3 separate regions of the Homo sapiens genome follow, and regions 1 and 3 are each linked to region 2. Evidence: chromatin loops called from intact Hi-C (ENCODE). Cell type or tissue: heart right ventricle. All regions are shown on one strand. Region 1 overlaps ZBTB20 (zinc finger and BTB domain containing 20). Region 2 overlaps ZBTB20 (zinc finger and BTB domain containing 20). Region 3 holds the start of ZBTB20-AS5 (ZBTB20 antisense RNA 5).

What was found. A loop is a pair of places that touch in the nucleus more often than their neighbours do. Peaks named below come from ENCODE experiments on the same cell type or tissue, not always from the same donor. Only the 100,000 strongest peaks of a DNase experiment are listed, where the experiment ranks them.
Region 1: a loop joins it to region 2, with 2.8 times the contacts of the local background. A loop is called at or near these places in 3 of 110 quality-filtered maps.
Region 3: a loop joins it to region 2, with 2.3 times the contacts of the local background. A loop is called at or near these places in 8 of 110 quality-filtered maps.

What each region holds. Positions count from the first base shown.
Region 1 is chr3:114,416,124-114,421,123 of GRCh38, reverse strand. The region is part of intron 7 of ZBTB20 (zinc finger and BTB domain containing 20); the gene reads left to right. Among named protein-coding and RNA genes, the nearest start is that of ZBTB20-AS5, 35 kb to the left of the region's middle. In heart right ventricle, CTCF peaks have their summits at 2,008 and 2,231 (motif pointing right); no DNase peak of the experiment used is centred here; H3K4me3 peaks cover 1,182 bases; H3K27ac peaks cover 3,953 bases.
Region 2 is chr3:114,622,830-114,627,829 of GRCh38, reverse strand. All of the region lies in intron 6 of ZBTB20 (zinc finger and BTB domain containing 20), which reads left to right. Among named protein-coding and RNA genes, the nearest start is that of MIR4796, 120 kb to the left of the region's middle. In heart right ventricle, no CTCF peak of the experiment used is centred here; DNase peaks (open chromatin) are centred at 2,819, 3,639 and 3,899; H3K4me3 peaks cover 2,719 bases; H3K27ac peaks cover 5,000 bases.
Region 3 is chr3:114,451,000-114,455,999 of GRCh38, reverse strand. All of the region lies in intron 7 of ZBTB20 (zinc finger and BTB domain containing 20), which reads left to right. ZBTB20-AS5 (ZBTB20 antisense RNA 5) reads right to left here and starts at 2,407. Exons shown (of 3, transcript NR_121661.1): 1 at 2,360-2,407. In heart right ventricle, no CTCF peak of the experiment used is centred here; DNase peaks (open chromatin) are centred at 1,139, 1,559, 1,949, 4,169 and 1 weaker place; H3K4me3 peaks cover 4,360 bases; H3K27ac peaks cover 5,000 bases.

The sequences.
Region 1 (5,000 bases), 210 kb after region 2:
AGATAGGAAAAGCCCTAAGAATTGATTAAAGCCAAAACCCACAAGTTCCCTGGTAATCAAGATATTTTAGAAATATAAGCTTCTTATTAACAATCAAATGAGAAAAGCTTTGACTCCAAGTCTTTAGCAAATGATGGTATGGTTTAATGCCAAATAATTTGTGCTAGGCTACTTTCTTTCATAAAACTGGTTCTCTAGATTTGTCTGTATCTGGCTTCAGCAGGACAGAAAAGGAGACCCACTGACTTCTCAAGTGCAAGAGAGATAGTTCTAATTTTCCAGAATCTGTTATTCAGTTATAGAGTCTAATAGTGACTTCCACCTCATAAAGGCCAGAACTGAGAGGAAGAAGAGGGTCTTATTTGTAATCTTCTATAACATGAGATGGAATAGAAGGCATTTTACTTCCTTTTAGAGTTGTCTTTACTTATTCCCTTTCCCTAGTTGTGCCCCAGAGCAATCCCTGTGCCCTAGAGACCCTAAGGCTGAAATGCACAGGGACTTGTCTTGACATGGGAAAGACTGGATAGTATTCTTCAGAGTGCTATGATTTTTCAAAAACCAGAGAAGAGTCAGACAAAAGTCAAGGAGACATCATTCTCCTGTATCAACCTTTCCTTCCTGTATGTGCACAGGCGGGCAAGACACCTTTTTATTCGTTCAGCTCCAATGGGTGCCCTACAGGGAAGCACTGGAACATAATTCCAACCCAGACTGCCAGTCGCAATGGGGATAAGAAGCATCTTTAAAATGCAACACTGATTTCTTTGTGTTTCTTTAACACCAAGGATAACTCCAAGGATGTTTCTTTCTGCTGACAGCTCTGTCCGTGGTGCTAAGTAGGAAATTGGCTGTATTTCCTCCTTTTGGCCCATACTGCTTACCCCCAGCTCTCCTGGGCTTCCCCATATCTATCTATAGAGATGCTAATTGCTATACAGTAAATCTAGTTGAGATGAAAACAATGCTTCCAGGATATTTATCAAGTTAGATTTTCTTCTAGATCACTCAGGTAATGAGAGTTTTCATGTTGCTTTGTAGCTCTATCTAGATAAGTCTGTTGCTCTTTTTAAGTTTACAAGGAGAAGTCCATTGGGACCTACCTTTCATTACTAAACCAATACTTTTTTACCAAATTATGTACTGTAAAAACTGTCACTAACTCAGAGAGCGATCTGGGCCATGCCCACCCAGTTCCCCTCCCCTCAAGTGTACATCTACTCACATATCACCAGCTTCGAACAATTTATGATATTTAAAGATTTAGCCAATTTATTTCCCACATTCATAATAAGGGCCATTGCCCTGGTGCACTCAGCATGCACACGGTATGTTTCTCTTCTTTCGGATTTCATTTATTCTCTTTGGTATGTCAGTTGTTTTGGCAACGTAGATTGTATAATTGTTTCCTCTTGGTGTTTTAGGAGAATTATTTTATATGCTAAGTGTGAGACTAAAACTTAGTGATTAAAGTCTAAATCCTGTAAAATAATTAAAATTATACAAAGAGGATGGCCTTCAGATTTGTCCTGTGTCTTAATGACAAAATGCCAAAGAACTGTACAGGTCCCTATCTTTCTTCATTGGGAGTACAGCATCTGGGTGCTACACTTGAAAAGCAGCCTCAATGTGACAGCATTAAATATATACCCACAGTACCAAATGTGTGTTTAGAGTTATTTTCCTGCCCTATTACTATGTGTTTAGTCAGTCCTTTCTCAAATCAGCTTCCCTGTTCTGAAACCCATTTTGCTTGCCCTCTTCTGACTACCAGCCAGCACACCCATAGACTGCTAATACGCTTGCTCAGAGTTAAGGAGCAGTCCTGGTTTTCAAGTTTCTTGTAGCCATTATTTGTGTTCCAAATTATGTTACTGTGTCTGTATTAATTTTATGTTTCTGAAAGTGAACTCCGTGTATTTCAAGGCAGCACGGTTTCTTTTTTGTATTTTCCAGGGAACTGGTGTTTTTAATGTCATGTGAGGACAACATTACACAATGGATCTTTGGCAGGGATACACAGAAATGAATACCGTGTGCGAACAAACATTAAATGGCAGTCTTAATTACAGAGTTTGATTCTGTTGTTTTTAATGCCCTTCAATTTTATAATTTGATGGAAAATGCATCAACACAGCTATTTTCTTTCTACCCTAAATGATTAAAGATTGATATACCCCCAAACCAGTAGCTTGTTAGATCTGGTTAATCAGGTAGGTCTTACATTTCATCCACTAGAGGGCAGTAGGGATACACATCCACAGCAACCAATATGTGCAACATATGGTCGATGTGGAAACATAGTAGCCATAGCTTTCCTGTGTATGAAAAATTCCCATTACAGTGTTGCTTCACTTATAATTATATTGAAAGTAAACACTAATTCACAGACGGACTACGCATATTTTATTTCAACATACCCCACTAGTGTTTTGTCTATTCTACTTTAAAATGCCCTGAGTAATGAAACTTCTACTACTTCCCTTGGGAAACTGTATCAAAACCCAACTGTTCTCACTGCTTGATTTTTTTTTTTTTAATATACTCAAGATCTATTAGTCTTTCTTCTAGTTCATTTATAACTCTATTGAAATCTATTCCATTTTTTCTTATGATAAGGCTAGTTTCATTCTGGAAAGCAAATGTTTATTGAGAGCCTATTGTGTGTAAGATATCACTAAGTGAATGTATGGCCACAACTGACAAGGGTTGCAATACAGAATTTGAATAAATTTGCATGACTCAGAAAGCTAAAGAAGAAACTCTCCCAGGTCAAATGTCAGAAGAAAAGTTGGTCTCAGTTCTAAAATGAGTAATAGCCATAAGGCTGTCACAGCTTGGGGAAATGTTTAGTTGTACTTAGATTTCTGTATTGAAATTCAAAGGGCATCAGGAATGCTTGGTAACATCAGATAACACCTAAAGAATTGTGAGGTATGCAGCTAACACATCAGTGGGTTCATGCCAAGCAAATGACCTGGAAGTTTACTAATCAAGGTTGATCCTTCTTCCTTTCACAGCTGATGGCCAGATTAGCCTAGAAGTTTCAGAATCTATACTGAGAATCATTATATGCATTTATGAAGGATAGGAAATGGGTTAGTGAATTTACCCAAGGTGGGCGTACCTTGATTATGTTGCATTGTCTATTTTCTATCATCGACTTTTTGGGTCCAATCTTGGTCACTACACACACTACACAATGGGAAAGCGATCCAAGTTCATGTGCAATACTCTGGTTTGCATCATTAGTTTCTTGGCATATACTTTGATTATTAAGTATCTGAAGGGGAGGGTAGAAGAAATCCAAGCCAAGAAAGTTCCTTTAAGGCTAGAACTCACAATTACACACTTGTTTAAAAGTCCTTTTTTCCTTTACATTAAAGACAGAGCAAGATTTTTTGCTCTATTGAGTATATTCATCTGGAAGGATTTCCATAAGGCTGTCCTGATCACTAAGAGCAATTCCCAGATAGACGTGTATGCAAACAAGAACTGTTCAGACTCCAAGAGCAAAAATTGAACACTGCAGAAATTCCAGAAATGATACTACCTTTTATATTAACGTCCTTTGAGCCTCTGTAGGAAGTAAACTATTCTCCAGAGTTTTTGAAATAAAGCACTTTCTTTTGCCAATTAAGAGCGCAAGAATGTGGTTTCATAGACTGTGGTTTCATTTTCTTAAGGAAAATAGTAGGGACGGTTACAGAATCTTCGTGGAAGTCTACACAATACCATAACCCAGGTTTCTATCACAAACAAAGCTTAGATTTGAAATTTATGTCACCTGTAATAAAGTCCACATGAGTGTTTTCTGTGGAAGTAATTAAGTGCAAATGTGCAACAGCCATTTTTGTGTTTTTGTTTGTTTCAAAATACCAGAGGTGATTAGGCCATATTATGAACTAATTACTTACTTAATTTATTTAAGTTGAAACGAGTTTTTGAGTTATACGAGGGCCAGAAACAAGAACTCGTTAATCCATTCTGCACATCACTGAAAAGAACAAAACAAAGAAGTTAACGCCTTTATTTTATTATGTTACAACACACTAATATTTTGAACACTGATGAGGACCCAAGTGGTCAAAACATCTGTATTTGGTAAGAAAATAAAACAAACTCTTTTTTTCCACCACCATTTGGTTCTTTCAGTGGTGTGCTGAAATTCAGAATGAATCACCAAAGGTATTAAAATGGTGTGTCCTTTTTAGTACATTTTCCTATGGCATTTAAAAGATTCTTCAAACATATTTGAAAATAGTAAATAAATGACCTACAAAACTCAATATTTTCTTAAATTTGGAAGTAAACCACATTCATTCCTGGGCTTGGGACTCTATACACCAAGTTTCAAACCGGAGCATATTTTGGTATTTTGATAGTTGAGTTATAACCCCCTGAAAAGAGGGACTGATTATGTGCAGTAAGGACAGCTGCCCATGGAGCTGCAGCTGAGCTGCTAAAATAAAGCTAGTGTTTACCTGTCGCTGCTGACCAAGAGATGTGAGACTCAGTAGATCTGTTCTGTAGACCCTAAGAGAAGCTCTGTCAGCACTCTGCGATTGAGTTTCACCGTCTGCGTCTATACTTAGCCAGCTTCTAGAAGGGGAGAAAGTGGGGGATACAATACACTCATGGAAGCAAAACCAAAACAAAACAAAACCCTGTATGTTGCAAGCAAATTGAAAATGTCAGAGAATATTTATGATCCAAGGTTACTTGTTCTAATGTTTGATTCTTTATCTTCCAGGTTCTAATCCCTCTATTTAGTTAGTTGTTTTTTTTTTTTTTTTTAAGTATTGCTAAGGAATTGAAATTATCATATGTCTGACCACAATGATCAGGTGGTTGATATTATTAAGTGTCTCAATTTTTATTTTCACAAGTTCTTTTATGACTTGATTCTCATTATCTAAAGCAAAATTCTGGCATGTGATTGCCACCTAAATCCCTGGGTGTACCATACGTGGGCAAATTCTATGCTCAACTATAGTATT
Region 2 (5,000 bases):
ATGAATTTAGAGCTGGAAATCAATCTGGGAAAAGAAAAGAGGAAACGGATGATTTGTCATTGTGACTTGTTGGTCAAGGTTGTATAAGATATTTTGTGTCAGTTACTCCCCTGTGCATTCCTACAAAATACAATGGAATTATTTTGTTATAATTCCCCAGGGTTTATATTTATATGTACAGGTTTTATTTGCTTGGTGAATTCTCCATGTACAAGTCATCTCCAGGTGTAGATTGGTTTGTGGATGGCATTGCTATTGAACCTTGTCATTTACATGGGTCTGACTTTCCTTCTCTAACAGTAAAGTATGCTCCAGGGGAATCTTCTTCATGGGATACTCCTAACTGAGGGTCAGAAGTAGGCTTAAGATGTAAGAATTATCGTCTATTAACCCTTGTATTCTGATAATCTCATGGAAAACTTGGGCCATATGTGGGACTTTTAATCAGGCTAATGAATTAGGTAAAATAATTTTCTTTATTTGGAAGCGCAGAGTAATTTGAAGTAAACCAGTAGCAAATAAGATACAATAAACATGTCCCAATAGGATCCCCTGTGAAATGGCATTCTAGCAGTATAGATCTCCTAGTTTAGTCAAATATTTTTCAGAACAGAGCAACCAGAAATGAGAGAATCAGATAATATGATGAAAACTACAGATGGAATGCTTTGCATGAAAAGTGATTATATACAAGAGAGGGCTTAGGAGTGGGTAGGAGTAGAGTTGGAAAAGAGTGGGTAACTGAAATAAGAGAAGATAATGCTTGACCAGGTCTAGTAAAATATTCCCTGCCACAACCACTATTCCATGAAGAGATTGAGCCAAGAGGCCTGAATAAACTAACCTTAAGTTCAGAGTTGCCATTATTGTGGGAGGCATCAGGGAGAGCACATCCGGAATTGTGTTACACAGTAATCACTGCTGGGTGTCAGCATTCATCAGCCAGATGGTCAGACCCACAATTAATCAATTAGGCTGCGATGATCAACTGGACTACGTTTTCCCCTTTGGTAAAAAGCCCTCATCATGCGGTTAAGGCCAATAACACTTTTATCCTGTTGCTTTTGGAGAAGCTTCTAAAAATTCCTCTTTTCTTTTTTGGGCCTCTAGTTACTGGACAACTGTTAGGCTCCAAGTTGCTTTGACAACATAGATACCCAAATTCAAGGATTTCACATAATAGATTTTCAACATCCTGTGTCTTCAAGTATAATGTTTAACATACCCAGACAGAAATAATCTTTTTAAAGCAGCAGTGTAAGCAGTGTTACTCAACTGATTTTACTAGAGTCTTCATATTGATTCCTCTCAATCCAGTGGAACAACACTGGAGGGGGATTCTTTCACTGGATACTTATAAAGATGATATGATATGATAATCAAATAATATGAATAATAAGCAATTTACTGAATGTTCACCATGTGACAGGTACTGCTGAGATAAGGGTTAATGAACATTGATTCAGTGCTTACAATGATTCCATGAGGATGATAATATTATTTCCATTTCAAAGAGAGAGAAACTGAGGCTAGAAAGCTCATTTGCCCAAGATTAAACAGTTAGTAAATATGTGTTCAGATGACTTAATACCCTCTGAAATGAAAGCTGAAAGTTTATTTTACATTTCCTTACCCATATACATCTGTGCATCTCTGAGGGACAACATTTAGGAATATGTGGTGGGTCCTCATTACTCCTCTTAAAAGGACTTTAAAGAAATATTTTACTCGTGTTCCCGAAGTCTGTTGCTCTCCTTCTGTTTTCCATGCTGTTTTATTCTACATCATGTGACTTGAGATTGCTTTCTTCCTTCTTTATGGCCATTACTACCATTTCCTGATAGTTATCAGTCTCCACCTGGCATCTTCATCTAGATATGGTTTCTCTAAGTCTGTTCAGATACCAAGACTTTTTTTTATCAGTTGACTTATAGAGCAATTTGCCTCCTCTGAAACAAAATGTCTATCACTAATTTTTTTTATGTTGAACCTTGTTTTTCTATCTATTTTATTTTCCCTCTCCCCTTGCTATATTACAGTACTACTGCAGAGGGAGAAGTGTTTGAAGTCCTGTTAGTGGGAGCATCACTTCTTGATGGAGGTCTAATGGAGGTCTATGTTGGCCCCATTGAGTAGAAATATGGTCACAGTGTCATAGTTCCCCTATGTTTTATCATTAACTGGTAACTCTCTTTTCTCTAAGCTCTTCTCTACCCCCACCCAAGCTCAACTTAAAGAGTACTCCTCTTTAACCATTTCATACAGGCTATATACAGACACTATTAACCCAAATGTACACCTTTGAGATATCAGACTCATATTATTTTATGAAATATGAGGCTTTTCTTGCTATTTAACTGCAGTGCCTTGCATTTTATTTGTTTTGCTACTTACTGAATTGGGAAAACAGTACCAAAATACTAGGATAGTATATAGGAAGTCACCATTTCTTAATTCAAGTTTGGGAGCATGTGGAAGAAAAGACATTTCAGAAACCTTAATGAGCATCTTTTATCCTCCAGGGCTCTACCAGTGCCCTCTTTTTCTGACTGTGGTACTCTGTTTTGTCCTTGCTATGTTTGGTAGGCAGCTTTTTTTTTTCTCTTGATGCTTCTTTTTTTACAGTCCTACAATCTTCACCCCAGAGCTGATGAGGCGCTTTCATTTTGACCTGCAGTATTTCTGTGTATTGCAGAACAGAGCCCTGCCATCTAGACTGCCTTTCTGCTTCATTTTGCTCCTGACCTAAACCCCCCTGCTATTCCAGGCCTGGCCTCTCATGACCAGAGACTGCTGACTCATCCTGGCCTGTGCCAAGCTGTGCAGTCGCTTAGTGATGTGGACAGGAGTCGAAGGACTAGAATGAGATCACTGAACTCATTTCACTTGTTGCTTACGGTACAGTCCAGCATGAGCTGGAAATGTAGGAACCTCAGCCTCCCGAGCAGAAAGAGTAAGTAGATAAAACACACCGCATCACCAAGTCCTCAACAAGCAGTAGTCGGGTGGTGGGTGGGGGCTCGCTCTATCATGGCCGTGGCTAGGGCATTCTGGTTCATCAGGAGTTTTCCTTTGTCCTCTCTTCTTCCTCTTCTCCACAGTCGTACCCTTCCCCCCTTCCCTGAACTTCCCTTCTGAAAATGTCTGGATGGTACAGCAGTGATCTGGGCAGAAATGAAATTTGGCTAATAAGCAGCCTCTGCACAAAATTCTGGAACAGTGACACTGTTGAAATTGCTTAGTTTAGTTTGTCTACTGGGAACTCACATGAACTTCCCAACAGAATTCAAGGGGATGAAATCTTTTTTGTTCTGTTTTGTTCTCCTTTCCTTTTTGATTCTCTTTTTCTTTCTGTTTTGAGGGAGGTAGTTTCAGGAGACATGGCTGCATTCTGGTGTGGTGTAAAGTTTTCCGTCGGGAGACAATAATGTACATTCCTCTGGCAGGACGGGATGGGTTTTTTTTTTTTTTGTTTCTCTTACTGTTGTTTATTTATAAGACATTTCCTCCCAGTTAGTGGAAGTTAGATCGTAAGAGGCTCCAGTGATTTTCCTTCCACCTCCCCTCCCTAATTTCTGTGCTTCAGCACTCTGGAACACTGTGAACTCGACAAACTAATCAGAGCAGGGAGCTTAACAGCCAGGCCTGGACACCCTCAAGAGACTGTGTGCTGATTCTCAGTCGTCACTCCTTGGATCAGGAACCATAGTCCTGGTGAGTGGTGAGGTTCCAGAATTTGATGTGTCAAGGATTTTATTCTTGGTGTCTCTAAGGCAAGCAGGAAATAAAGGGTGTTTTTAAAACAAACAAACAAAAAATACAATTAAAGAAATACTACCAAACAGTCAAATGGAATGATGAAGATTTTTAGCGGGCACAACTTAGAGCACTCTACGGACAATGGCAGAGCCTTGAGGCTATGCTCAGGAGCAGCCTGTAGGCATAGGTTTCATACTGCCACCGATGGATGTCAGCCTTGACATGCCTAGCAAACATGCTTGTTGGGGGGAGGAAGATAGGTGAGTGGGGGCAGGGAGGTAGTATTCAGGGAGGTAGATGGGGGAAGTGAAAGTGGAATTAATTGTTCATTTGGAGTTTCACTCCACCAGCTTTCCATGCATTTCTGTTCTGAGTATTTACATTATGCTCACAGTACTTACATGCCTAGCTAAGCAGGAGAGAATATCTATAGTGGATGTAGAGCAAACATTCTTGCTAATACTGTTCTAAAGATCACTTTGCTAACAACTGGTTGCTTTTAAACGTTAGGGAACCTCCCCACACCCGACCTTTGGAAAATATGATTTGTCACACCCTCTTCTTTATTCTTCTGCATTCATAGTATCAAGCAGAAGAATGCAATGAGAATCCTTATTTGGTTCCCAGGAAATTTATCATCCTGCCACAGGAAAACTAAATGACTGTCCTCACAGTATTAAACCCAAATATAGTATTGTCCTCAATTTAAGGGACACTGATTGAATGTGCTCTGGGAAGTTGTCGAAGGAATGGAGTGGGGATGGTTGCATCCTGTCTGATGTGAGACTGGCAGAGGAGTCCACGGACCAGCTTTCATAGCCAAAATGTGCCTTCCACATCCTTCTTAATAACTCATACTCTCCCTAAAAGTAGAATTCCTGTTGGAATGTGTTTTTATCCTTTACCATCAGGTCCCTGCCTAGTTTCTTTTCTAGAGGTATTCCATCTTACTGGGTTTTCTCATCTTCTTTCTATTTCAAGAATCTGGCATGTTCATTAAGCATGGAAAAAACAAAAGACGAAACAAAAACCAAAAAAACATGGTGGCCATAAAAGCATTCGATTGTGTGGCAGCATCTGAAGTGAATTGCTTTTTGGAAAGAGGGGGAGTCTTTGATGTCGCCAATATGGTTCTCATAGGCTGAAACTTCCAGGAATCACAACCCAGCCTAAGGGGCACTTACTTGATGTTCTTAAATTTTAGGAAAGAGATGTTATTTTATTGTTTTGGTTGTCCTTGC
Region 3 (5,000 bases), 170 kb after region 2:
GGTGGAAAGAGCACTGGCCTGGTGGGCTCCTGGAGTCCTAGTGTCTAGTGTCGACTCTGGGCCTCAGTTTCCTCTCTACTAAATTGGGAGGGGGAGAGATTGATCTCTGGGGCTTTTTCTAGCTCTGTATTCTCTGGGTCTGCAAATCGCCTTCAGTGTCTGCCTTGCCAGCTCTGTTTGTCACAAAGATTAATCCATTTTAACTGTACCTTGGAGTGCACCCGGGAGAGGAGGATGGATGGATTGTTTTGTACCTAATATTGCATCAGAACTTTTGCCTTTTTAGATGAGATCGTGCCGTGCCTAAAATCTGTCTGCCTATCTGCCCACTGACTTTGTCTGTGCTGATCTCTTGCCACGGTGCCTCTTCTTCCAGCATCCTTCTCCCTCCAAGATCTAGATTCGGCATCTGACTGTACCTGTCTTGTTCTCTGCAGCATCTGTCTGCTACACTCCTAGACCATCGTTAATAAACTTTCACACATTACACGAAAACCCCTAATATGTTGGCACCTGCACATAAATATCTATGGTTCATAAAACTAGAGGAGAAAACTCCATTTTTTAAAGACCTCTATCTAGTGCCATTTGTATTTGCACTTTTTGTTTAGTTGTAAGTTTTAATAGTTCCCCCTTTGAGGATTTGTCAGTACGAGCAGTATTGCTTATCAGAACACACCAACAGTCTTTTTGTAATATTCGCTTTTCCCCTTTGGTTCAGCCGAGCCTGCTGACAGATCATTCAAATTCAATTGTTTTATGTCTAAGCCGAACAGCTAATTAAAGTAGGGATGATTAACCTGACTGGCAGTGCCGCTCTCCCTCTCGCGCTCTCTCTCCTTCTCCTTTTCTCTCTCTCTCCCTCCTGTTCCAATCAGTCTTTTTCTCACACACTCTCTCTCTCCGTCTCTCCTCTCTCTCCCTCTCTCTCTCTCTCTCCCCCCCCTCTCTCTCTTCCCCCTCTCTCTTCCTCTCTCTCAGTCTCTCTCTCCCTCCCTCGGTTGGTGTCTCTCTCTCTCTCTCTCTCTCTCTGTCTCTTGCTCTACTGTTTTTTTTTCCTCTCTCTCTCTCCTAAACGTGGTCTGCTTGCTGATGGCAGAATGGCACTCGGAGATTTGTGCATTGTGTCTGGTTTCCTACGGGCAGGCTGACCCAGTGCCTCCAGGGACTTATCAATAGACCACTCAGAAGAGACACAGACAGGAGAGAGGAGGAGGGGTGGGGGGAGAGAGAGAGAATCAATATCAAGAATAGAAGGAGCTCCGAAGCCATTTTTTTTTTAAAGAAGTATCGGGACTTGGGAGAGGGTGACAAAGAAGGTTTTTCAAAGAGGCAGTGGAGGAGGTTCTAATAAATTTGGAAGGAAACAGTTCCCTGTCTTGGGAAAAGGAGAACTCCTGACTGATTAGCATTCACACCAGGTATGAGATGTTCGCTACCCCTTATCACTGTGTCGCAACCGAGATGGAAAAGCCTTTTTTTTTTTTTAGGAGACCGAGGGAGCATGTATTTTGCTGTGTTTGTTGTTGGGGGGTAAGAGGGGCGGCGTGAGAAGCTGTGGGCATTTGTGTATGAGAGCAGAAAGAATGGAAGCAGTACAACGGGGGGTGGGAAAGAGTATGGAGTATGTTACTGTCTTCCCTGTCTTTGTGCACCCCTGGGGGGTTACCCAAGTTCATTTCTAGCAGGTGGATTTAGACGGGAGTTACTTAACGCTTGACCGCCAGTTTTGAAAAAAAAGAAAGAAAAAAACGCTGCTTCCTATGTCTATTAAAGGAAGCTCCAATTTCTCTCTCTCTCTCTCTCTCTCTCTCTCTCTCTCTCCCTTCTCTTTTCCTCTCTCTTCCTCTCTCTCTTCCTCTCTCTCTGCCCCCCATCCCTCTTCCCCTCTCTCCCTCTCCCTCTCTCTTCTTTTTTTCCTCTTCTAACCAGACAGCGGGAGGGTTTCTGGCTCCCAGCCAGCCCAAAAGCCTCTAAGTGTTTTGCACTTGTTTCAGGGAGTAGCTGCCCGGGGATTTTTCAGCATTTTCACTAGAGAACAAAGAGTTCTTTACAAAGGGAAGGGTGGGGGGGGGGGGAGTGAGCTTAATGTCTGATATATGTTTTTCTATTTTTATTAGTTTTTCGCCTAAAAAGAAAGAGACAGGAACAGAACATTCACTCTATAAAGACACAAAGACATTCAAAAGAAATCCAGTTATCTTTTCTCCCCATCATCCCAATATATACATATATGTACATGAAAAAATTAAAAAGAAAAAGACTAGTTAAGTTGCATATGTTGCTCTTTTCTCCTCTTTTAATCTTTCCAAATCCAACTGTTCTTATGCTCACTTTATGCTATTTTTTTTCTACTCACAATAAAAGTTGTTCAGGATGCATCTTCTCTTATCATGTCTTTACCCTTTCTGGGTCGCCAAAATCTTGTGGAAGAAAGAACAAAAGTCCATCAAATAATCAATTTGGTGACTAGAACATCTTCTACTTTTGCCACTTGGGTAAAAAGTTAATTATGGAATTTGGGTTCCCAAAATACCAATGGGGTACATCAGTTCATTCGATCTCACAAGTTTTTGCATCCATCTGTTTAAAAGGTACCACTTGTGTCACTTGTCAGTTATTAAGAAAAGGTAGTAAGGGAGCAGATATTTGTATTTTATTTTTGTTTCTAATTATGTAAATGACAAAACCCCCAGAGAGATTTCTTGCCCCTTCTATGATACACTAGTTCATGCAAAATATAGTCTAGATGGAGATTTTGTCAACGATTCTGATTGCCACGTAGCTTTGTGTTCTCCATTTCAATTTTTGCCTATGCATGTATATTTTTACCATGAATTTGTGTTGTAGCAAACATTTCAGAATGCTTATCATTTTCAAATTAATGCTCCAACAAAAGCAAAAAGAAATCAGATGTGAGCTGTATGTGTAAAATGTAGTAAACAATTTTATCTTTTATATATGCTGTACATTTATATCTTTATGCTAATATCCTGGATTTGTAAACCCAAGATAATGTTTTCTTTCTTAAAGTTCTCCTCTTAATGCATTTATATGTTGATTGTCACTTAGAAATCTTTTTAAGGTACATTATAGACACGAAACTAAACAAGGGGAACAATTCTCAAGCTCTACAAAAATCCTTAAATATATATTATGTACCATTCCTAACTACAGATAACTGTTTTGCTAAGTAGAAAACAGCTACAACAGTTGTTTCAAGAATCAGAAACTCTTTTCTTTTTTTTTCTATTAACTGAAAATAAAATCTATTCATATCCCTGGGGAGGGAAAATGTAGGGGAAAATATAGATATATACATTTTCCATAATTATAGAATGCATTTATGTAACTGCTTCTTAAGGGTGTAATACATATCAGGGCAGAGTGTGATGCTCATCAAAAAACCCTCCTGGCTGGGAGGTGTGAGTGCCTTATGTTTGAAGTAACTTGATAACAAGGAGTCTTTTCGGGAAACCTTACTATGTATGTGTTGCCTCAGTAATGATCCTCAGATAAAAAACAAGTACTAGGTGGCCAGTGTTAGCACTTGAACTCACTGAAAGATATTAGAAGTAGGGGAACTTTTGGCAAATCCAGAATTTTCCAGGGTAACTCACTTCTTACACTTACATGTTTTCTTTAGGAATATTCTTGAATTGCTTTCAGACTTTTCTGTATTTTTGTAGAATTTTTTAATGCTTTTAATAGTGCTTAAGGAGAAAAATACTTTTAAAAAGAATGTCATCCAAATAAGAGAAACTCAGTCTTTAAAAAGTTTTATATTGAAGACAAGAGTTGTTTTGGTTTTGCTTTTTTCCTTTTTGCTTGTGTTCTATTTTTTCTCCCTGAATTCTTTTGTTGCTGTGGGCTGTTGTCCCTGCATTTTTAATTTTTCATTTGGTACCCCCCCTTTTTTTTCTTTTTTCTTTTTCTTTTTGGTCTGTTTTTGATGTGACCAAGGGGATCTTTGAAAGGGGCAGAGGGACTGGGATAACAGGCTGTTACTGAAAGCTGCACTAGCTCTTCTTGATCCCAACTCAGGCAGCTCCTATCAGCTAGTTGTGCCGCCAAGAGTACAGTGACAGGTGATAGCTGTCATTCTGGGATTCTTCGTGGATCTGACCTGAGAGTGACACATTCACAGTCGAGGAGAAAAGGGAAAAAAAATAGAGGAGGAGGAAAGAAAAGCTCTTTGAGCTGGAATACACTGGCCCTTTCTTCCTGTAGGCAATCCGCTCCAGTTCTTGGCGACGTGTCCTGCACTATCAGATATCATATGACTTTTTATTTAGATTCCTTTTCGGAGAATGGCCTGTTAGGACTCTGTTTGTTTTCTTTTATTTAATTTCCTTCTCCCCTCACCCACTAGTTTTGCGTATCTGTGTGTGTCATAGCGTGTGTGCGCACATGCATATGTGTGTGCAATTTTTATCTTTGTTTTTGTTCTGTTGATCTGATGCTTTATTTAAAGACAAAGCTTTAATTATTTCAGTATACTGGTTTAATTATTTGCCAAAAAGAAACCTCATTCTAGGCTTTTTGGGGGGTCCATTTTTAAACACATCCATTAACACATGAGGCTGGAGATCCTATATGCTTGTTGGTCTGCCCTTGGCCCACTCCCTCACCTTAATTTAACCCTCCCCTTCATCAGCATGCACAGCAGTATAAGTTAGGAAACACCTGTGCTGAGTTGAGAGAGAAATAAAAGTAGAAGCAACTTCTTCAAATTTGCACTCCTAGTTTCACTTTAATAAACTTTTTTTAATCGTTGATTTTTTTTTTTTTTTTGGCATCCTCTGTTAAGCTTGAAAGCATCAGAGATAGTGAACGATGTGTCTGTGGAGCTTTTGTGAGGCCAGCTGAGCACCCTTGGAAAGTAGAGCAGGAGCTGAAATTCATTCAGAGACTTAAGAATTAAGTAAGAGATTTAAATAAGATCTGTGAGATCTGTGAGCTGTTCAGGGTTTGGTGATAGATGGTAAAATGGAATGCTT